Linked DNA regions of Homo sapiens: regions 1 and 2 are each linked to region 3. Evidence: chromatin loops called from intact Hi-C (ENCODE). Cell type or tissue: dorsolateral prefrontal cortex. All regions are shown on one strand.

What was found. Peaks named below come from ENCODE experiments on the same cell type or tissue, not always from the same donor. Only the 100,000 strongest peaks of a DNase experiment are listed, where the experiment ranks them.
Region 1: it touches region 3 in a loop (4-fold over the local background); 4 of 110 quality-filtered maps call a loop at or near these places.
Region 2: a loop joins it to region 3, with 8 times the contacts of the local background. A loop is called at or near these places in 6 of 110 quality-filtered maps.

The regions. Positions count from the first base shown.
Region 1 is chr7:3,894,130-3,902,129 of GRCh38, reverse strand. All of the region lies in intron 5 of SDK1 (sidekick cell adhesion molecule 1), which reads right to left. Among named protein-coding and RNA genes, the nearest start is that of SDK1-AS1, 550 kb to the right of the region's middle. In dorsolateral prefrontal cortex, CTCF peaks have their summits at 4,313 and 4,513 (motif pointing right); a DNase peak (open chromatin) is centred at 4,505.
Region 2 is chr7:3,905,291-3,913,290 of GRCh38, reverse strand. The region is part of intron 5 of SDK1 (sidekick cell adhesion molecule 1); the gene reads right to left. Among named protein-coding and RNA genes, the nearest start is that of SDK1-AS1, 560 kb to the right of the region's middle. RefSeq lists an enhancer at 1,187-2,386. In dorsolateral prefrontal cortex, no CTCF peak of the experiment used is centred here; DNase peaks (open chromatin) are centred at 2,780 and 3,110; H3K4me3 peaks cover 374 bases; H3K27ac peaks cover 1,771 bases; H3K27me3 peaks cover 326 bases.
Region 3 is chr7:3,751,926-3,759,925 of GRCh38, reverse strand. The region is part of intron 4 of SDK1 (sidekick cell adhesion molecule 1); the gene reads right to left. Among named protein-coding and RNA genes, the nearest start is that of SDK1-AS1, 400 kb to the right of the region's middle. In dorsolateral prefrontal cortex, no CTCF peak of the experiment used is centred here; DNase peaks (open chromatin) are centred at 4,645 and 5,265; H3K4me3 peaks cover 1,409 bases; H3K27ac peaks cover 2,004 bases.

The DNA of each region.
Region 1 (8,000 bases), 140 kb before region 3:
CAGCCAGATCTTGGTTCGTAAATATCATATTGCACTCAAAGGCACCAAAGCTTCTTGGAGCAATGGCTGATTCCAGGGCTGGGGCAGGAAAAATACAGGTGAGCCTGGAGCAGCTTGTTGTGCTAGAAAGTGAGACACACTCAAAGACAGAGGAGAACATCCGGAAAAGATAGAGGAGATACTCTGAAACCATGCCCAGCAGCCAAATCTGAAACAATGTTAACACCTAAATGAGTAACGGGATATTATAACATATTCAATTAACACAAAGAACAAGAGTCCCTTCCTAAAAAAAGGAATGGAAATGTGAAGAAGGAAAAGGAGTTCCTTACAGAAGAAGACTAACCTAATAAACACACAAAGGATGGTAGAAGTTAGGACACAAACATCGTGGTAATAGTTGACTGAGGCAAGAGTCACCCGTGAGTGAGTAAAGAGTGTTAAGAAACAGAATAGTCCCATAGTTTCAAGGTATTACCACACAGATTATTGATAACTCACAAAGGAAAAATGCACCTTTCCCTTTGGACAAACCTGTTGGTCCCCATTTAGCTTAATAATCACACTCAAAATAATCAATAATGGGACAAGTTGACATCAGGTGGCCTCTGATGTGGTGCACTGACAAGGACATGGGGTCATTACGATAGTTAACTTGGCTCATACCTGTAATCCCAGCACTTTGGGAGGCCAAGGCAGGCAGATTACAAGGTCAAGAGATCGAGACCATCCTGGCTAGCACGGTGAAACCCCGTCTCTATTAAAAAAACAAAAAATTAACCGGGCGTGGTGGCACATGCCTGTAGTCCCAGCTACTCGGGAGGCTGAGGCAGGAGAATCGCTTGAACCCGGGAGGCGGAGGTTGCAGTGAGCTGAGATCGTGCCACCACACTCCAGCTTGGTGACAGAGCAAGACTCTGTCGGGAAAAAAAAAGAAAAAAGAAAAAAAAAGACAGTTAACTTGAATCTGACAAAGAATACACAGTCAGCCAAATTCAAGACTGAAGGACATTCTGCCAAACAACTGGTCTGGAGTTTTCAAAGATGTCAATGTTGAGAAAAAATGAAAGGCCAGGGAACGATTAGATTATGGGTAAGGAGATGTTTTTACTAAAGACAGTAAATAATCCTTAATTGGACGCTAGAATTGAAAAAGAAAAGCCATAAAGGTCTTTTTTTTTGCTACAATTAGGCACATTTGAATTTGAATGATATATTAGATAACAGAACTACACATAAATCAATGCGAAATTTTCAAGAGCAATGATTTTATGGTGGTTATGTTGAAGATCGCTGGAGTATTAGGGAGGAATGTCTGCAACAAATCTGCAAATGTGTCAGTCTAAAACGAGTGTGTGACAGAGCATGCAAAGAGGGAAAGAGGGGAGGGAAATGGAGAGGGGGAGAGAGGGGACTCGAAGCGGCCAAATGCTCATGGTGGGTGAATCTAGGTGAAGGGTGTCAGGTATTCAGTTAATTCACCTTACATTTCTGCAGGTTGAAATCTTCCAAAATAAAGGTGGGAGAAAAAGAGAGGGAGGGTAAATAAAGCTATTTCCAGCCTTCCAGTGGGAAATGATTTCTGAAGGAGAAATTCTATAAGGATATGAAGCCAAGAAGGATGGGCAGGACGAGAGAAGCAATGATGAGTTAAACACACTGGAAAGGCTAAATCAGCACCAAACAGGAAAAAATGACGTTGTGTTGTTATTATAACCAACCTGGGGATGAAAAACCAGATAAAACCTAAACAGCGGACCACAAAACATGAACGATGCAAGAGAAATTGAAGCCTGTTCAGGCAGAACATGTTGGTAAATTTTAGACTCTGTTCAATTACGCGTGTTAAATATTTGAGGGGAACCACTTTAAAGGTGAAAATATTTATGTAAATTTTAAAAATATACAAATGCTATTCCAGAGAATTATGGGGATGAAAATATGTAATAAAATATAAAGACACAGATTAGAAGGAGTAGCACCAACTTCAGGTTCATGGTTTCTTCAGCAAAGAGGAAACTGGGAGGAGGGTTAGGTTTTTTTGTAAAACTGCTTTCTCTTTAAAATGTTCGTATTTGTTAAATGTTAGTGTCATACACTGGTATCCGATTACAGCTTTCCACATGGCTGAAATATTTCACAGTTAGAATTTTTAAAAATTCATTCAAATGCTTTAAAATGCATGCGGTCAAGGGAATGTGTGAGGTAAGAACTGTGATTTCCACACAATGCCTGCAGCAGAGCTGTGTGCCAGGTCCGGGAAGCAGGGACAAAGCACTTCTCAGTGTGCCTGGGGTGGCAGGGGCCTGGTAACGCCCCCTATAGAGGAGTGTCAGCCTTCAGGGATGCGTGGAGATATCTGAGGGTGGGCAAGGACATCTGGGGAGAGAGATGCAGCATGGCCCACATGCTGATGGCCGACAGAGGAGGTGCTTCCACGGGGCTGCGTGGCAGGCGTGCCTGTGGAGCTGGTGCAGCTTGGACCTGGCTGAGCAGGCCTGGGAGGGAGGAGGAACCTGTCCACTGCTCAGGAGGTCAAGGCAGTGTGCCACCTCGGGAGGGCCCACTCTGCACCCGGGGACAGCTGAGGACTTTCTGAGCCTTTTCTCATTAGTCTTCCCACCAATGCTGTAGGGCAGCCACACTGCTCCCCCTTCCTAGACAAGGAAGCTGATGCCGAGAGAAAATGAGTGATTATCCTGTAAGTTGCATCTCACGTGGTAGACATAGGATTTAAATGGGCCTTTTGGCTACAAAGTTCTGCTCTCAAACAGACTTTAGCCTGTAGATGATGGGGAGATATGAAAGAACTCCAAGCCAAGGAGGGGCAAGGACAGATGTGTCATGGAAAAAGTGGAAGTGTTAAAGCGCAATATTTCTGTAGGGAGACTGAGGGTGATACATACTCATATATTAAGAAGAGCATGGAGGTTCCTCAACAGCAGATCAGGGAGGGTGAACAACTTTGCTTTCCAAAGACAATTCTCACACATTGTTTCACTTAAAGTCACCAGTAAGACTGACAGGATCACAGGAAATATGATATTTTAGTAAATTTCTCATGACTTAAATGGAAACCAAAAGGAGGCCTAAAATTGAGCTGATACGATAATAAAATGAGGTAGATATGGACTGTTTCACCTTACTATAGAATTGGGAAACCATTAACTTAGAATTTATGATAATTTGTTTACAAATTAGGCTAAAAATACATTTATTTAAAGGTAAAATATTTCCTTAAACTGATTAACAACATAAGATGTTACAGATGAATTTAGCCTAGTAAAGAATGAACTTCTTGGCACTTAAAAATGAAACAATCACCATCTATTTATTAAAACACGTTCCCAACGAGCTCTAATTACTAAGACTTAGTTTGGCAATCAAGGATGACACAAGGGGCGTGACATAATAAAACCAAAATTCTATTAATAAGTTAGTAATTCAAACTTTTTGTTAATTCGGATGACTCATTTTCATCAGTGAGAATTCCTGAGATGCTGCTCTTTTGTTGCAGTTATTTCCTTAAGGACAACAGGATGTAAAACACAAAAGACAAATGATAAAATTGGAAAAATATTTGCAATGTACCGAGTCTAAAACCAATCAGAAAAGGGCAAAGTGCATGAAAAGTGAGTAATTTTCATTGTTCCATTTTAATGATGACTTGTATTTATCATTTTCTGTATATCACTGTAAAGTTTAAAAAAGCTAGTTAGAATCTTTGGGAAAAGAGGTCTGAATGGCATCATGATGTGACATTGTACCGGACAGCAGGCTTGTCCCATGTCTGCGCTTTTTGCTCTAGTGGTTCTGTAACCTAGAAAATCTTTGCACCTGTTGGAAACCCCAACTGTGCCCGACTCTCAGGTTTCAGGTCAACTGTCGGCCCTACAATGAAGACTTTCCAGATTCTCCCTAACCAAAAATAACCTCTGTCACTGAGTAATTAAAGCACCGTATCTGCACTTCTGTTCTTCTATTCAGGCCACTTCAACTCAGGTTACATTCATGGATGTTCACATCTTCTCTCTGCCCCTGGAATATGAGTTGCTTCATGCTAATACCGTAGCACCTCAGTCATGTTGATTGGGGTGTGTGTGCACACGGCGGCTTCCTGGGTCAGTGTACTGTGCACACATGGAAGGAAAGGAGGGCAAGAAATGGAATAAGAGCAGAAAAGGAAAGGAGAAGAAAAGAGTGAGAGAAAAGAAAGAGCAAAGAGAAGAGTAAAAGATGAGAGAAAAGATAAGAAAAGGGAAATTTAAGAAAAGAAAAAAGGAAAGGAATATGGAAAGAAAGGGGATTTGATCAAAGTTCCCAAATTAACTATAACCATTTATTTCATCTTCTTCCCATTATAACACACACACACACACACACAGCTGTAAAAACAAGTTGAACTACATGGTGAGATGACTATCATTGCATTTAAATAATTTTAACAAAGTTGTTGAACATTAAGAAGAACGTGGCAAATGGGAGCACTGTTCATAACAGCCACAAGGGGGAGCAGCCCAAGTGTCCGTCACATGAAAGGAAAGACATAATATGGTCTATACATATAAGGTCATATTATTTTACCTTAAAAAAGAAGGAAATTCCAACACATACTACAATATGGATAGCCTCAAAGACATTATGCTGAGATAAGTCACACACAAAAGGGCAGACACTGTGTGTCTCCACTTATATGAGGCCTCTAGAGTAGTAGAATTCAAGGAGACAGGAAGTACAATGGTGGGTGCCAGGGGCTGGGGAAGGGGAGAATGAGAATCATTGTTTGATGGGGAAAGAGCTTCCAGTTGAGCAAGCTGGAAATGTTCTGGAAATGCATGATGGTGATGAGTGTGCAGAAATGTTAATGTGCATAATACTTCTTACTGAACGGGAGACTTAAAATGGAGAAGATGCTAAATTTTATGTTATGTATTGATATGGTTTGGCTCTGGTCCCCTCCCAAATGTCATCTCAAGTTGTAATCCCCATGTGTTGTGGCAGTGGCCTAGTGGGAGGTGATTGAATTAAGGGGTGAATTTCCCTCTTGCTGCTTTCATGATAGAATTCTCACGAAATCTGGTTGTTTGGTAAGTGTGCAGTTCTTCCCCTCTGCTCTCTCTCTCCTGATGCCATGTAAGACATGCCTTCTTCCCCTTCACCCTTCTGCCATGATTGTAACTTTCCTGAGGCCTCCCCAGCCATGCAGGACTGTGAGTCAATTCTACCTCTTCTCTTTATAAATTACCCAGTCTCAGGTAGTTATTTATAGCAGTGTGAAAACAAACTAATACATGTATATTTTGCTACAATTAAGTTTTTTTAAGTAGGTGAAGAGGACTTTTGCTTTCAGCCATGATACAGTAACAGGAATCAGATTTATTCCCCCACCTTAAACAGCTTGAAAACCAGACAAAATATGTGAAGCAGCGATTTCTGACACTGGACCACCGGCAGCACGGGACAGTGATTCCTGGGTGAAGGAAAACAAAAGAGTGTCCAGCTCGCTGCCTTGAAAGAGTTCCCAATCCAGGCTGAGGGAAGCCAGACAGATCCCAGTGGGCTTGCTGAGTTAACAAGCCAGAGTTTAGAGTCTGCGGAGGCCCAGGAGGCTAAAGCTAGTGGAGAAAAATGCCACAGAAGAGGCAGCTGTGGCAGACAGAGCTTCAGGGTCTTTTGCTGAGTGTTGATCTGTGCATACAGGTAAGGAAACTACCAAGGCCAGGAAATAACAGGAGGAGGCAACATAATCCTGACAGCCCACACAAGGCCAGGAAGAGGGTGTGCTCCTACCAGCGCTCATGCATAGGGCACTGGGTGGAATTTAAACCATCAGGCCAGCACTTCAAGAAGTATTAAGGACATGCCTTCAGGGAGAAGGAAGATGCCAAACCAAAAGCTGAATGTACACAGGGGATAAAGAACAGCAGAAATGGTCAATATGTGAGTAAATATATAAACATTTCGTTTTTCATTTTTTAAAATGTCTTTAAAACTTAGAAAATCAGTAAACAGAAGACTTGAACGGGACTATCAACCAGCTTGACCTAATTGATATTTACAGAACACTCCACCCAACAACAGCAAAATACAAATTCTTTTTAAGTGCACACAGAACATATGCCAAGATATTCTGGGCCATAAAACAAATCTCAATAAATTTAAAAGGATTGAAATCATGCAGAGTATGTTTTCTGGCCACCGCAGAATTAAATCAGAAATCAGTAACAGAAAGTTATCTGGAAAATCGCCAAAGAGTTAGAACTTAACAACACACTTATAAATAATCCATGGGTGAAAGGAGAAAATGCAAAGGGAATTAGAAGATATTTTGTCATGAAAGAAAATGAAGACCCAACATAAAAATGGGGAGATGAGCCTAAAGCAGTGCCTGGGGATACTGATGGCATCAAGCACTTACACTAGAAAAGAAGAAAGGTCTGACTTCAGGGATCTAAGTATCCACTTTACGCAACTTGAAAAGAAGAGGAAGAAGAAGAAGCCTCAGGACAGCGGAGTGGAAAGAGAAAGGGGGCATGGGTCCTTCCGTGAGTTGCTTCTTGTCTTCCTCATCACTGCTTCGTGGTCACGAGATGGCTACACTGTCTCCAGCTTTACATCCATGTTCCAGAAGAAGGGATAGTGGTCAAATGTGGCTAGCCACATTTCCCCCTTTTTATTCTAAACAGAAAACATCCTTGGAAGCCCTACTTAGCAGACGTCCACTACATGTTGATTGGCTAGAGCTTTGATACATGGATGTCTGGCTGGAAGTGACTAGGGAATGGGCCCTGAGGCAGCCAGACTCTAATGTGTTTCTATAAAGATGAAAGCACCAATAAGCTATGAATGGTCATACAAAAGTAAGGGTTTAACATCCTCAGGCTCCAATAAATAAATATAAGAATGATTTATTACAGTGATGATGAGATGACTCTATGGGTACCAAGCCCCTTAATTACTACTTATGATTTCTTTCTTGAACTGCAATGATATCCTCCATGCCTGGTGAATATTTTGTGCTATTCTTCTTACCCTATAATAGAAACTTTTACCATATTGAGTAAAAGCAACAATATTTTTAGAGGAATGAATCAGTAAAATGTACATTAGAGACACGCTGGTAATCAAGAGTTAGGAAATGAGAGTCTTGGCAGGGCTCAGTGGCTCACACCTGTAATCCCAGCACTTCAGGAGGCCAAAGCAGGCAGATCACCTGAGGTCAGGAGTTGGCCGACATGGTGAAACCCCTTCTCTACTAAAAGACACAAAAAATTAGCCAGGCATGGTGGCACGTGCCACCAGCTACTCGGGAGGCTGAAGTACAAATCGCTTAAACTTGGGAGGCAGAGGTTGCAGTGAACCGAGATTGCATCACTGCACTCCAACCGGGGGGACAGAGTGAGACTCCGTCTCAAAAAAAAAAAAAAAAAAGAAAAAATAGTATTACTCTGCTTTAGTTTCAATACACACCTGGTGTATAGTGAAGCACATGTATCTTCTGTGGATCTGATGCCCTGATGTTGTAGCTCTCCAGGAATATGCACTGGGCGAGACCCCGGAGCATCTCTGGGCTGCAAACTGAGGCTCAGGGTTCCTTTCAGTGGCTGGACCCAGCTGGTGAGCTTCTTCCTGAACCTGCAAAGCCTAGAGGCTTTCTAAGAAGGAAAGCCCACTCCCCCACCACCCCCGGAGCCTGGCACCAAGGCCCTGCAGAGGCTGTCAGGAGCTTCCAGTACAGGCATGGATCTCACAGCTTCACTCAAACATTGTAGTCGCCAGACCTCCTGGCTCAGGTTGTTGCAGCCTCCAGTCGAGAAGGCAAAAGGGGAAGCTGTTAAATTTAGCAGGAGCCATGCACATTTTAAAACTGTTCTTAAGTTACAGGGAGAAGTAAATTAAATTTTGTGAAAGCTTTGACTTTTAATACCATCGGTAGTACATTAAAATGTTCTGAAGATTATTTATGATATATATATTTTAAAACTGGTCCAACTGCAACG
Region 2 (8,000 bases), 150 kb before region 3:
TAAGTGTAAGAGAAAGGTCAGAGGAGGGGAGAGGGAAGGGCCAGGAGGCAAGAAGACCGGGAGCCATCTAGAGAACCAGGTACGCTTAGCGCGAGCCAGGAGCTGGAGGCATTTCCATACCGATGCCCTGAAGGCTTCATGGCAGGGCCCCCGGTACCCCTTGCTCTGCCCACCTCCCAGATGCTTCCTTCAGGCAACTCCTTCTTCATTTTAACTGTTTTCCCTGTCATTAAACCCTCCTTAATCACAAGCTCTCACTTTAGAAGGGGAGGGGAAGATGAAGAGAAGAGAAAAACAAGAGCCTGATCCACATCTTGCTTGCCTTCGGCCCTCCACGGTTGCTTTGAGCCCTTACATGAAAACTGTGACTTGCATCTCGTGGGAACAGATGTCGTAGTGGAAAGGTCACTGCACTTTTTTTTGGTTAAGGACTAGAAATCTTTTTCAAGCAAGTCCATGTATAAATAAAGAAATCGGGTCTTCTTCTCCACCCAGCTGCCAAGTCCCTTAGGTCTCCTTCCTCTTCCTTCTGTCAACTGTCTTGAGCCCCCACGGGCCAGACCGTGCCGGTCTCTGCCAGAGGAGAATGATAAGTAAATGCATGAAAAGCCATCCGTGGGGTGGGCCCAGGGGGCAGGAGAGCCCAGAAGCGGGTGCCCCAGCCATGCCTGCCTGGGAGAGGGAGGTATTTGGAGGAGTTGTGGGTGGTTGGCTTCCCTATCTTCAGTCCACTGAAGCTTAGCTTGAGCAATCAGTACCTCTTCCCCGGATAAATATCAAAGCCTCTCACTGGCCTTTCTTCTTGCTTCAGCGCCTCACAGAATGCAATGTTTCTTGAACCACACTCTGTGGCACGCTGGTGTTGTACTTGCTTATTTGGTCATGCAAAAACACTGAGTGCCTACTGTGCACCAGTTACCGTGAAAAAGAGGTTTTGTGGTCAAATACATTTTGGAACTCTCTCTTCTCAGAGTTCACAATACACGCATTAGCATCTGAAAGCAAATTTTGGAATAAATAAAGAAAGCTCCTCCTCCTATAGCCTAAGAAACACATTTAGAAATGGATCCACTGGCTCATCCTCTCTATTACGGAGTCCTCTTCCTAAAACACAGCGCTCATCACGTAGCTCCTCGGCTTTAAACCTTCAACGAGGGAACAAAATAAACTTCGACTCTGCTCAAGCTCCTCTGTAGTTTGGTTTGTTTCCCAGACTTCCTTGGCCGATCCTTTGTTCTAAGTGAACAGGGCCCCCTTGCCCTGCACGCCCCCGCACCTACAAGCTCTTGCTCAAGTTGGCCCCTTCCCTAGAATGCCCTCCCCCACCTCATCTCTGCTCTGAGTCATCCTTCCAGGTGCAAGTCAAACGTCTCCACAGCAAGGTGAGTACTTTATCCAGCTCCCTCAGGTCACATATTTGCACCCTGCACTAGATTATAGCATGATTCACTACTGAGGGAAATTTATAATTTCCCCTTAAGCTCCTCCAGGGCAGGGCCTGCTCCTTGTTCAGCTGACTCATTTTCACATCTGTGTGACCTCCCTCCTCCAACACCTAATACAGAACTAGAGACAAAATGGGTACAGTAAAGAGATGGCTGGCCTGGGCTACCACCGGCTGTAAGACCTTGGGCAGGTGATGTGGTTTGAATGTGTCCTCCCAAAATTCATATGTTGAAACCTGCTACCCAAGGTCATAGCATTAAGAGGTGGAGCTCTGGGGAGGAGAATGGATCAGGAGGGCAGAGCCCTTGTGAATGGGATTAGTGCCCTTCCTCAGGTAGCCTGAGGAAGCCCGTCTGCCCTTTCCGCCATGTGAGGACACAGCAAACCAAGAAATGAGCCCTCACCAGACACCGAATGTGCTGGTGCCTTGGTCTTGGACTTCACAGCCTCCAGAACTGTGAGCAGTAAGTTTCTGTTGCTGACAAGCCACTCTGTCTATGGCACTTTGTTACAGCCCCCCAACAAAGACAGTAGGCTGCCTAATTCTGATTGCTGCCCCTTCCTAAAGTGGGGGTACAGGATCTAGAGGACAAAGAAGCATGGGTTTTAAATTCAGCCATTTCACAGGCAGAAGGAACAATCCCACAGCCACAGCAGCCATGTGAGCACATGTGCCTTCAGGTTTATCTGTAATTTTTTTTATGTGTCCTTTCAACTTTTGTCCCAGTTACAAAGACTGCAGAGGCCTCCAGCCGGGCCACCCTAGTCCCCCCAAAATGGAGAGCTGACCCAGAGGCAAGGCCACCCTCTTGGAAAGGCTGTGCATCAGTGGCGCTGGAGGAGAGCGGAATGCCCAGAAGAGCAGGCAGCGGGAGACAGAGCAGCACGCCTGAGCTTGGGGAGAGAGGAGCCACAGGGCCCCAGGAAGAGGCCCACCCTGCTCCACAGCGTGGGCCACATTTATGGGATACAACAGAATGCCGATTATCCGGACTAACTGGGGATTTAACAATCTGAATAATCAGTTTTTCTGGATAATTGATCACGAGGGATGCAAGGAGAGGAATCATCAGCCATTCAGGCAGAAAGGCCCAAGAATTGGCCTTTCAAGTGACCTGAATTCCAGAAATTAACACTGAACACTATGTATCATGCAACTGGGAAAGGAGGACGTCCCATTCTACACCTGTCAATCACCGGAGCCTGGGCAGCGTACTTATGCAAAAAACAAGACTGGGGTCTCAGGAAGACCTTCTTAGAGGCCTGTAAAAGCTTCAGACTAGGATGGTAGCGCCGAAGGTAACCGAATGGCACGATGACTCAGTACTTTTTGGTGACCTCCGAAAGCTCAGGCACCTTCCAAAATGCTAAGGACACAGATGCCCGGCACACACATACACACACAGAAATCTGGCCTCTTCAGGAAATATTCCGCACTATGCAGCTATTTTCCCTACACATGCAAATTCTCCAACACAGAGAGTCTTTGTACACATAATACTGTTTGAAGAATGTGCCTGACAAGAGACAATTTTGAACAGAGTATTGTGCTGTGGTGATGTGGCAGCACAGCAGAATAATCTGTTTTTGTTTTGTCTCTCTTTGAAACGCTCAGCCTCTCTCTCTGCTTGGCTCTGTGCACTACAGAGAGAACAGAGGCACCAAGCGCTGCACATTCCAGGGGAAAATAATGCTCCTGTCTGCTGACGCAGCACCACGCAGGGGGCCATTCGCACACAGGACTTTTTCTTTTTCCCCCTGCAAAGAAACACAATGATTCCACATCAGCCTCTCCAAAAAGTGAACAGTCCTTTCAGATGGCCTTTCCATCCATGAGCGCTTTTATTATCTTTATACATTTTAAATGAACCTTGCCCTTGGCCTCTACTTTTTCTAACATGAAATATTCACTTCCCCGGGGTGTAGATGCATAATAATCCCTCCTGCTCATTATAGGTTTTCAAAGCTGCATTTCCATCCTGTTGTATTTAACTTTTATTCAAAAAAAGGCTGATTTATATATGAAGAGGTGCCTCGCTTTAGGCAAGCACGCTATGCAAAAAGATAAAGCCATCGACCATGAGAATTAAGAGACGGATGGTTCTTTAATCCCTGAGCTTCTTTGTAGTAAATTAAAAAATATTCCTACTTTAAAGCCGTGTATTTGTGTATCCTTAGACATAATACAGCCTCATACTGGAGAGCGCATATAGGCCAGCTCCACGGACACACATGTGATGAGTGCTCAACACTGTAGTGGGTGTGGTGGGGTCACTAACACCGTCACTGTCCCCTTTTCCCGAGCTTACTGTCTTTGGGAGAGGTAGGGATCAGCAGAAGCATAAAAGGTAGACAGTGTTGCTGTGTGGCCATATGAACCTGAGCAGAGGCCACAACTGGAGGACGGAGGAGGTCCCTCAGGATGGGCAGAGGCTACTCCACCCACCCCTGCTCCACAGCTGCTCCACAGGAGCCAACAGCAGTGCCTGCACAGTAGATGGGGTGTCCGCCCCGCAGCCCAGGCAGGATTTAAGTCTGGAGTTATTGGCGGCCATCTGGTCACCACCCGAGAGAGCCTGCTGGAGAGCAGAGCTGAACTAGAGGACAGCAGAACTCCGTAATGGAAAACAGGTGTATGATGGAGTAGAGGATGAGGGTCTCACTGCGTCTGAAGATGGTCTGCCTTGGACCCTTCTCTGACTTATGCCAAGATACTTCCTATTTATTTCTAAAGCCAACTCCAGGAATAAATAACTTTTAGGGCAACTGAGAGAAAAGGGGGCCAAAAGGCACAGCCAGAGGGGCTGTCTTCCTCATCTCCTCCCACCCTGGCTCACTTGAGCAGGGGGCAGCCATCCGGGGCAGGCTCACCTCCATCTCCTGATGGCCCACCCCAACTCCAGTGTCACCCACACTGGTAGAAGAAACATCCTAGGGAAGTAGGAGAGTCCAACCCATACCTTTCTAATGTGGATCACTGTCTCTGTATTCTAAGGTACCAAAAAAAAAAAAAAATGAATTCTTTCCTCCTAAGTCCCCCCAAAAATGCTTCCTTTTCCTGACTCCCGCTCTAGACATCCGGGAGACACAGGGAAAATAAATTTATCATGTATTCTCTTACAAAAGAAGATGATTTCCCCTTTGACATGAAAAATATATTAAAGAGGATTTGGAGGAAAAGACAATTATCAGGATAGGCTTAGGTGTGAGAAGAGGTTGAGATGAGTACTTGCGGAATATTTAAAGGAAGGAAGGAAGAGATGAATGGTGGCTGTACCAGATGGGCTAAGCATCAGAATATCACCCTTTTTAGGGGAAGCTGCCTATGAATCTCTATGCAGTTTCCAAATGACCCAGCAATCCTGGACGCAGCTGAGTGGACCGCTGAGTGGACTGCGGGTGAGCATCTGGCCAGCCGTGTATGAAGGGATGTGTCGACGCTGTCGGGACACGAGGTTCGTGGTGGGGAATGAGACCAAGCTGATCGTCTCCTGGATCTGGCGTCATTCCCAAGAATCCTGCCCTCCCTGCTTCCACTTGCATTTGTGCAATGAATTTTCCATCCCATGACAGAACTTCAGTGAGTGTTCACTGTTTGCAGCCCAACGCGCAAAGTGAGCGGGACACAAGGCGCTCATCCGGGTTATGCGCACGGCCCATTCTGTGCTTTCCTGTACCGCAGCCCTCAGCACGTTACTCCAGGGTTAATTTTCTCTGTGTGTATCACAGAAGCCAGCACATTACGGGCACTCAATAAATGTTTGTTAAATAATGAAAGCTAAGCCGCAGAGAAGAGATGAGAAGGCTCAGGAAACAATGTATCAAAGCAGGAATGAGTATTGGTTCAGTATCACCCCCAAGCCCCAAGCCAACAACAACAACAAAAAACCCTCTTGAAACAATGTTTTTAAAAGTAAACAATACACACACAAGCCCTTGCTCAATCAAAGTATTCTAGTTCCACTGAAACTCACACTGGGTAGACATGGTGTACACAGCTGAGCAATAAGAAACAAGAACTGGGCAGTTCTAGGACTAAGCAGTTTGCTCTTAATTTTGAATATCATATATGTTAACCTAAACAGATGAGGGATGATGTAAGACCCTCACCACCTCTGCTGTTGCGGTGCTACACCTTTGTGATTTATTTCATTTTGGTAAGAGTCTGTTTTAAAAACGCAAAGTTGCTATAAGATTCAGTAATCGCACTCTTAGGGATATATCCCAGGGAACTGAACATAGAGACTCGAACAGATACTTGTACACGAATGTTCACTGCAGCATTATTCACAAGAGCCAATAGGCAGAAACAACCTATATGTACATGAACGGGCAAGTGGATACATAGAGTGTGGTATGTCAGATAATGAAATAGTGTTCAGCCACAAAAAGCAATGAGTTTTTGACACATGCTACAATGTAGACAATCCTTACAAACATTACGGTAAGTAAAATAAGCCAGACACAAAAGGACGAATATGTGAAATATTTCGAATATGCAAATTCACAGAGACACTAGGCAGAAAAGCAGCTACCAGTGGCGAAAGGGGAGGTGGGAATAGAGGAGTTAATAGGTACAGAGCTTCTGTTTGGGTGATAAAACATTTTTGAAATAGATATGCAGGATGTTTACACAACAATGTGCATGTAATTAATGCTACTAAGTTGCATGGCTAAAATGGCAAGTTTTAAGTTTTACAGATAGAGACAAATCTTCATAATAAAAAAAGAGAGAATATATTTAAATATATCTGATTTTAGCAACATATTAGAATACACTGGCTCAGACCCTATTCCTGCTACAAGGACGTAAGATTCTAGGTGAAATATAAGAAGGAAATTTTAAATGAAAAGGTAAGCTTGATGGAGAAAAGAAGACAGCATGCGCTAGAAAGGAGATCAAAAAAGACACAGAGGCAGGGTACGGTGGCTCATGCCTGCCATCCCAGCACTTCGGGAGGCCGAGGTGGGCGGATTGCCTGAGCTCAGGAGTTTGCGACCAGCCTAGGCAACATGGTGAAACCCCGTCTCTACTAAAAAATACAAAAACTTAGCTGGACATGGTGGCGTGCACCTGTAGTCCCAGCTACTCAGGAGGCTGAGGCAGGATAATTGCTTGAACCTGGGAGGCAGAGGTTGCAGTGAGCCGAGATCTTGCCACTGCACTCCAGCCTGGGCGACAGAACAAGACTCTGTCTCAAAAAAAAAAAAAAAAAAAAAAAAAAAAGACACTGAAATGCTACCTGTGTCTTGGAGGGCTCCTTAATCTGAAAAATTAATTTAAACCAGCTCTAAACCATTGAAACCAGCAGGACAATAGCACAAGCAGAGGTGAAACCATTTGATGGTAAGGCACAGTTCAGGGAGCATGAGCGTTCCATGAATGTAACAATTAATGAAGATGAGCTCCTGCACTCGCGCGCTCTCTGTCTCTCTCTCTCTCTCACACACACACACACACATACGCATACAGCCACCATTGTAAAGATTAGTATGTTCTGAAACAGAATTTCCACCCCTGAACTTACTACAATAATTTGGGAGACACTACAAAATAAGTTAAAAATGATTAAACATAAAATAATTAAAGTTCTAACAAAATAATAGAACACGATGAAAAGGTGGATTTGAAGAGTAGCAAATGGAAACACAAATGAAAAATATAGTCATTGGAATTAAAAACTCAAAGGTGAGGACAAACATCAGGTAAGACAAAGCTAAAGAGAAAATAACTGAATGAAAAAGAGATTGAGGAAAGTTTCCAGAATGTAGCAAAGAGAGACAGAAACGATGAATGGGAAGAGAAAATAAGGCAAAATGAGAAGATGCAAATATGCTTAAATCGGAGTTCTAGAAGGAGACCAAAACAAGTGAAAAAAAGAAATATTCAGAAAAAATAAGGCTAAGAATTTTGAAACTGAGGCCAGGTACAGTGGCTCATACCTGCAATCTCAGCACTTTGGGAGGCTGAGGTGGGAGGATCGCTTGAGGCCAAGAGTTCAAGACCAGCCTGGGCAACATAGCAAGACACTTATCTCCACATTTTTTTTTTTAATTAGCCAGGGATAGTGGCATGTGTTTGTGGTCCTTGCTACTCAGGAGGCTGAGTCTAGAAGATTGCTTGAACCCAGGAGTTCGGGGTTACAGTGAGTGATTGTGCCACTGCACTCCAGCCTGGACAACAGAGCAAGAACGTTCCTCTAAAAAAAAAACTTTGGAATTGATAAAGGACATGATTCTAAAGAAACAAGAAACATAATGATTCTTAAACAGGAGAAAATAACTACCTAGTGAAACTGTAGACAGCAAAGATAAGGAAAAAACAACCCTAAAAACCATAGGGAAAGATTATCCACAATAGAATAATTATACTGAAAGCAGATTTCTTACCAGAAAAATAAAAAGCCTAAAATAAAATGTAACAAAAGTGTCAAAGGATTGAAAGAAAGTGAAATATCAACCTAGAGTTTTATATACATCCAGACTATCATTCAAGAATGAGAGTAACATTACCTCCAGTGATACAAAAATAATGCACAAATATTCATTGCGGC
Region 3 (8,000 bases):
AAGAATGCGGACAACTTAAAATAATGGGGAAAAGCCTGGGCACAGTGGCTCACACCTGTAATCCCAGCACTTTGGGAGGCCCAGGTGGGTGGATCACCTGAGGTCAGGAGTTCGAGACCAGCCTGGCCAACATGGTGAAACCCCGTCTCTGCTAAAAATACAAAAAATTAGCCAGGCATGGTGGCATGCCCCTGTAGTCCCAGCTACTCAGGAGGCTGAGGCAGAAGAATCGCCTGAACCCGGGAGGTGGAGGTTGCAATGAGCTAAGGCTGCACTCCAGCCTGGGCGACAAGAGCAAAATTCCGCCTCCAAATAATAATAATAATAATAATAATAATAATGAAAAAAATTTAAAAAGAAAAAACAGAGAAAACTAAAAAGAAAATTCAACATATGATAAAAGCGTATTTCAAGGACAGATTATGGGTAACTGCAGGGAGACAGTCCACAGTCGCTGGCTTTCACCATCATTAACTAATACTTTAAAGTCATGCATCAGGATGCACAGCTACTTTTTTTCTTATAGGACATGGCTCTCCTCAGAAAATACATACACATTTATTTTCTATATAGCACTGCTCTTTTAAAAATGTTTCTATGATTCAATAGCCACCAACATGAGCATTCCCTATTAAACATTCCCACTTTCTATTTAGAGATTGATCTTTTGGGATTTAGACTTCAGAAAGTACAGCATTTTACAGCATTTCTTTCAGAATTATGATCCAAACCCCTTGGGAAACAGTGATTTGACTGATTATTGCAGGATAAAGGAAAAATGAGCCATAGGTAAAGCCTGTATTTTGGTTGGTAAATTTGTTTCTCGCAGGATACACGTCAGCAATCCTAAGGGTAGTTTACACAAATGCTACCATTGAACACCTAAATAAACTGTGGATAATGCGAGTCAGGTTTCTCCCTGTCAGAGAAATAAATTACAAGTAACCAAGGGAGGAAAACAGAATGAACCCCATGGTACTGGATTAGACTCAGAAATACTTGTAGAAACTCACGGTTATTTTTAAATAGATACAGATGGATACAGACAGGAACAGAGACTTGTGTGTATACATGGGTTGGAATACATATACCTGTTTCCTAGCTGGGTCCACTGAGAGGCCTAGAGGATGTGACAGCACAGGGGCTACAAGCACACTCCATGCTTCAGTCTTGGTTTCTAATCCTATTTCCCCATAAAAGGCACCAGGGTTCTTAAAGAAATGGCTGACTCTGGGCGGGTGCAGGTGACACACAGAACAAGGCTGGAGGATCTCACAGTGCAGAGTAAGTGCCAAGAAAAGAAAAAGATAAGAGCACGTCAAACAAACACAGTGGCCAACTGGAGAAAGCTCTCAAGGCCACAGTAGGAGCCATTTGACCTACAAATTAAATCTATTAGGTTGGTACAAAAATAATTACAGTTTCGCATTAGTGTTAATGACAAAAACTACCATTATTTTTGCACCAACCTAAATAGAAGATTATAACCCAGAGAATAACATAAATATTCATATATCCAAAATGATATAAATAAATGATTGAATATATAAATGGGAGATGGGACAGATTTCCTTTACAGAAAAATTCCAAAAAACAAATGTAGGAAGAATGAGGGAAATGAGAAAAATCACCGTTAGAACATTACGATAGAAATGCTGTAAGCAAGAGCCACTGCCGAATGCTAAAATGGGTGGCTGAAAGTTTAGGAAAAACAGATATTTGCATTGCCTCAAAGTATATCCCTCAGAATATTTATTAAGTACAGTGGCGGTTTTAACATATGCCCACGAATTCTTTGATACTCTTCCCTGCAGAGTGGAACTTAACTGCCCTCTGCTTGACTGTGGGCTGGACTTGACAACTTGCTTCTAAGGAACTGTGGTATAATGAGAAAGATACGTTTGGTCTTTGTGCCCAGTTCCTGGCACAGAGCTACTAAAACGTATGGAATTTCATGAGTGATAAGGGTTATAGGAGTCTTTTGTTCTAACAAGGCAACTCTTGGCAGGCCCCTAGATAGCTTCAGGATGGGTGCTGGTCACCAGAAAGACCAAGCCTTGATTAGAAACTTGGAACTTTCAGCCCCACTCCCCAGTCTCCTGGGAGGGGAGGGGGCCTGAAGGTTGAGTTCAATCACCTAGGACCAACGATTTAATCAGTCATGCTTCTATAATGAACCTTCCATGAAAACCCTCCAGCAATGGGGTTGGAAGAGCCTCCGGGGTGTTGGACACACAGAGGTACTGGGAGGACGGGGCACCTTGCGCCTGGAGAGAGCTTGGGAGTACTGCACCCTCCCCCACACCTGCCCTATGCATCTCCTCAATTTCGCTATTCCTGAGTTGTATCCTTTATAATAAATTGGTCATAGAAAGTAAAGTGACTTCCTGGTCAGGCCTGGTGACTCACACCTGTAGTCCCAGCACTTTGGGAGGCCAAAGTGGGAGGACTGCTTGAGGCCAGGAGTTTGAGACCAGCCTAGGCAACACAGTGAGACCCCATCTCTATTAAAAATAATTTTAAATAAAATTAACCAGGCATGGTAGCACCTTAGGTCCCAGCTACTCAGGAGGCTGACAAGGGAGGATCGCTTGAGACCAGGAGTTGAGTGACAGAGAGAGACCTTGTCTCAAAAAAAGGAAGTAAGTAAAGTGACTTCCTGAGTAGTTCTGTGAGCTGTTCTAGTGAGTTACTGAGCCCAAGGAGGGGGTTTTGGGAACCCCGATTCAAAGTCTGTCAGATGTATATGAGGACACCTGGGATCTGAAGTGGGGGTAGTTTTGAGCCCTCAATGTGTGGGGTCTGTGCTAACGCTGGGAGTTGGTTTTGTAATTCAGTTGAATTGCAGGACACCCAGTTGGTGTCAGAGAGTTGGAGAATCAGTATGGAAAAACACCACATATTCAGCTGGTGAGAAAAGAAAACCTTTCAAGAATAGGATACGGAAAAAAAAATGGTAACTTTATAGTGGAAAACCCTAACTGTCACCACCCTCACCAAAGGGTCAAGGTTCGCATCGCCAGGAATAAGTCATGGTGATGACCGGTGCCCCCGATATGATATCATCAAAAGGGTCCTTTACCCCTGTGGGATTCTTCCCCAAAATCCATAACCCCAGTCTAAGCATGAGGAAACAACAGATACACCCAAATATAGGGACACGACCCAAAGATGCCTGACGAGGACTCTTCAAAAGGGTCAAAGTTGTAGACAGTACAGAAAGAGTAAAAATGGTCACAGATTGGAGGAGACCAAGAAGACATGACTACACGCACAAGGTCTTAGATAGGATCCTGGGGCAGGAAAAGGGCATTAGGAGCAAATTGTTGAAATGAAATATAAAGTTGAGCATTTTCTTTAAAAAAAAAAAAGGAATAAACTAGTGATGCTATTGACACACATGCAATGACACACATGTCTCACACGCACAATGCCATGTGAAAGGAGTCAGATTTAAAACAACGATATACATGTGTCACATGTGCTATGCCATGTGAAAGGAGTCAGGTTCAAAACATCAATGATATGCATGTGTCACATGTGCTATGCCATGTGAAAGGAGTCAGGTTCAAAACATCAATGGTATGCATGTGTCACACGTGCTATGCCATGTGAAAGGAGTCAGGGTCAAAACATCAAAGATATGCATGTGTCACACGTGCTATGCCATGTGAAAGGACTCAGGGTCAAAGCATCAAAGATATGCATGTGTCACAGGTGCTATGCCATGTGAAAGGAGTCAGGTTCAAAACATCAATGATATGCATGTGTCACATGTGCTATGCCATGTGAAAGGAGTCAGGTTCAAAACATCAATGATATGCATGTGTCACATGTGCTATGCCATGTGAAAGGAGTCAGATTTAAAACCACGATATACATATGTCACATGTGCTATGCCATGTGAAAGGAGTCAGGGTCAAAACATCAAAGATATGCATGTGTCACACGTGCTATGCCATGTGAAAGGAGTCAGAGTTAAAACGATATACATGTGTCACACGTGCTATGCCATGTGAGTCAGATTCAAAACATGCAACAACATGCATGTGTCACACGCACTATGCCATGTGAAAGGAGTCAGATTCAAAACATGCAACAACATGCATGTGTCAGATGCACTATACCACGTGAAGGGACTCAGGTTCAAAAAGCTCCATACTGCATGTAGCCATTTATGTGATATTCTGAAAATAACAAAATTACAGGGGCAAACAAACCTATCAGCGTTTGTTTGGGGTGAGGGGTTGGGGGGAAGGAGTTGGTTACAAATGAACGACACGGAGAACTTTTTTGAGATGACGTTCTGTATTTTGGCTGTGGAGGTGGTTATCAGACTCTGTTCCTCATAAAGAGTGAATAGTGTGGGGTACGAATTAAAAAAATTAAGTATTCTGTCCAAATATCCTTCATAATTTTAGACTTCCCACTCAAGTTTATCCAGTTCATACACTGCCAGGCAAATTTCTCAGTATCCAGTGAGGCGGACTATGCAGACAGACAATGGCCAGACCGTGTATGTCAACTCCCACCCGCGTGAGAAACCCAGGAAGCCAAAACACAACCTCTGCAGTCATGGGCACCGAACAGTCAGCACTTGGCCAGTGACTGAGTCGTCCCTATTTTCGCTCCCCAACCCTTTCCAACTCAAGGCCAATCAGAGGAAGCCAAATACGCTCCCCACACCAACCACACAACACGCCCCCTTTCTAGTAAGCCCACTTCCGGCTTCCCCAGGCCAACAGCCTCCAATCAGAGTGAGCTGGAAGCCTCCTTCTTTCACTTGGAAGCTTTCCCACCCCTCTGGCTGCCTTTGAGTCTCTGCCAAGAGCAAAGGATGGCTCCCTTGGTATAGCAAGCTCTGAATAAATAGCCTCTGTTTGTTCTCATTTGGTCTTTGTTTATTTCCACAGAAGCAAGCCCACTTTATAAAACAAAGCCTTTCCAGAAATTAGATAAAACATCGCCCAAGTGAGACGTAATCAGTAATGTAAGAAACTCCAGGCGTAACAAACGAACATTAGAAGGGAAGCTGGTGAAGGCCCCTGTGCTGCGATTCCCTTTCAAAACCACCAAAACTTTTGAACTTCTTGTATTCCCCTAACTAACGCCATCATTATTTCCACACTAGCTGTTTAGTGAATCGGGTACTATCTTGTCAAATGAGACTTTCTTTCATCATGTCTGAATTATTCACAGCCTATTGTTACCACTGACAAGGGAGTACTCCGCCCCCCACCCCCCTTCCCCTTACTTAGAAACCACGTCATGCTGTTTCTCCAGTCAGCAATCCGGGGAGAACTTCCCTGGGACAGGAAGAGATGGGAGGAAGGAGGAACACTGGAGAATGCAGGGAACAGGGGATACTGAGGAAAGGAGAATCAACTTTTGGAGTAAAACTTTTCTTTGACAGATACAATGTTACTGACCTTGATAGAATATCTCCAAAGGCTGATAAAAGATTTCACCTCACAATAATGTAACATTTTAATGCTTCAATAAAAGAGTTTTCTTTCTCACCACCTGTAACAGTTTGCTAAGTTACCTGAATTTCAGGGGAAATATTAATATGGGCTAAATTAGCCAATGTAAAATTAAATTATCTTGACAAAACAATACCAAGCAAAATTTGCTGAAGGGTGTAATACATTAAGAAACTTTCTTAAAAACACAATATTCAATTATAACTTAATAAATCCCTGGGGTATGAAGCAAGACAACTGTATGAAAATGTAATATGAATCTCTCAGAAATTCAGTTCAGCTGAATAAAAACCTCTCCAAGAGCCAACTTCATTAGCCTGCATAACATCAAAGGCTCCTGGAGTGACTGGCTAATCTAAAACATCTTTTACAACCAATTTCCATATGGCCTAGTCATTTGCTTTCATGGTTTGGGCAGAAGTCCTGAATGGAAAGCCAAGAGGACCTGCCTAGAAATAACACATTTCTTTTAGATTTTCCTCATCAAATCATTAATTATTTTTCATTCTACTTTCCTTCAAAATTTTATTTTATAGAGAATGCTGAATTCTCATGGACGTATTTTATCAAATACAGTAAAAAGAAGAAAATAAGGACAGTAATACCAAGTATTCAATTCTAGCTACGTGGAAACATGCCTTTTAAAATGTATTATTGGCTGTACATACTCAGCCATATTCAGTCTACAAAAGCCACTTCACCAACCAAGGCCTGTCACTTCATGCATTTCATTGATAATAAAAAATCCCACTATAGTCAGACACCTGAAAATTTGCCTGTGATAAACAGGTTTACAGAATTGTCGGGAGAACGTGGCTTGGTTGTAGGCTGTTCACCCTTAAGGCTCCCAGACTTCGAGGGAGGAATCAGAGGCAACTGCAATAAACGGCAAGAACCTTCCTGTCTGGGGGTGACTGCAACCTGGCTGAGTGCATTCCTGTTTTCTTTCTTGCAATGGGCTACTGCCTTGCATTTCTCTTTTTGGTTCTAATATTAAGCTCAAAAATGATCTTCTCTTGTTTTGTAAAGGCTCATTAAGGGGCAATGTCTCTTCAGTTTAGGAAACCTGCATGCTTGCATCTCTAATACTGATGGTGATGTTTTTAGCTTTTTCTTGATAGTGACGTTTTACAGTAAGGAATTAATGGCTTTAATAGCAATAGATTCCAGGGAAATTCAAAAATAAGGTTCATAAAATGAAGAGGGTTTATAATTTTTATTTCCATACATTCAGGTTGAAAAACAGTCATGAAATTTAAATATGACAATCTCATAACTAGCTTATTAATGACCATTCCTGAAAATATTGCCGCCATCCTAGTTCTCTCAATTTTTGATCCCCACCTCACCCATCTTAGTGATGTGATGGCAGTACATTGAAAGATCTCAGTGCCTTCCTGTGATTGGGCAGACACCGAGTAGTATCAACGTGGGCTACCCTTTATCTTTCAGGGTGGAGAAATAGCAATTTGGGAGGGATGGAATTTAAGACTGAGATAACAACAAAATTTAGATAGAAAATAAATTTGACATACTTATTATACATTTATTACAAATACTGTGGGTATTTCCAAGACTGTGTTAAGATAATAGAGATACTACTATACTATATAGAGAAAAAACTATAGAGAGAAATAACAAATAAGCATTTACTACACAATTGTTTCCCAATAATAAGGCTCTTGCCTTTGAAGATGAGTCTCATGATGCACAATAATAAAAATGCAAAGAAAGAAATGGATTCACGGAGTTTTAAGAATTGAGGGTTAGAGGATGAGGAAAAAAGATTATACTATCCAGTATCAGATGACGTAAATCCATGCTAGAATACTAAAATCAAACTCTCAAAAAAAAATAATTTCTATAAATGTTGTCTTTAAAGGCATCTGCTGGCACGTTTTTGATTTCTTAACAGAAAATCACTTTGACCAAGAGTTTAAAGTTTTTCCCAAAGCTCAGTAACAAGTCAAGTTTCCCCATGACTCTTCTTTCCTCATCTTGTTTGCATTTAATTCTATTAAAATCTTGAGGTCAGATGGCATTAAAAGTATTAAGCTCACTTGCAGAATAGTAATTATGTATCAAAGTGAAGGCACCAAAACTGTGATGTTCAGAAAACTATTTAAATGAGGAAAAAAATCAAAAGAAAGGGGTCTTTGAAGTCCTAAACATGCATTAAGATACAAATAATTGATCCAATAAATTCATTACATAGACTGCAGTCCCTAATAAGAGTGAATAAAAGCTAATGGAGAACAGTTAACAGAGCCAATTTCAGGCTCACCTATCAGGTTGTGCAAGATGAAAACGAAAAGTGCAATATACGTTCAATAATACAGGCAGTAACTTAGAAAGTGTTTATTGGTTAACTTTCTCCCAAAAGCTTGTTCTGAAATGTCAATCATAGAAGGCCAAAGGAGTACTTTTCCCATTGGCTGAAAGCTTGTTTCCTCTTCTGCCTATCTCAAATACACCTCCCATGAAACACTATCTTTCGTCTCTTCCCCATTGTTTGTA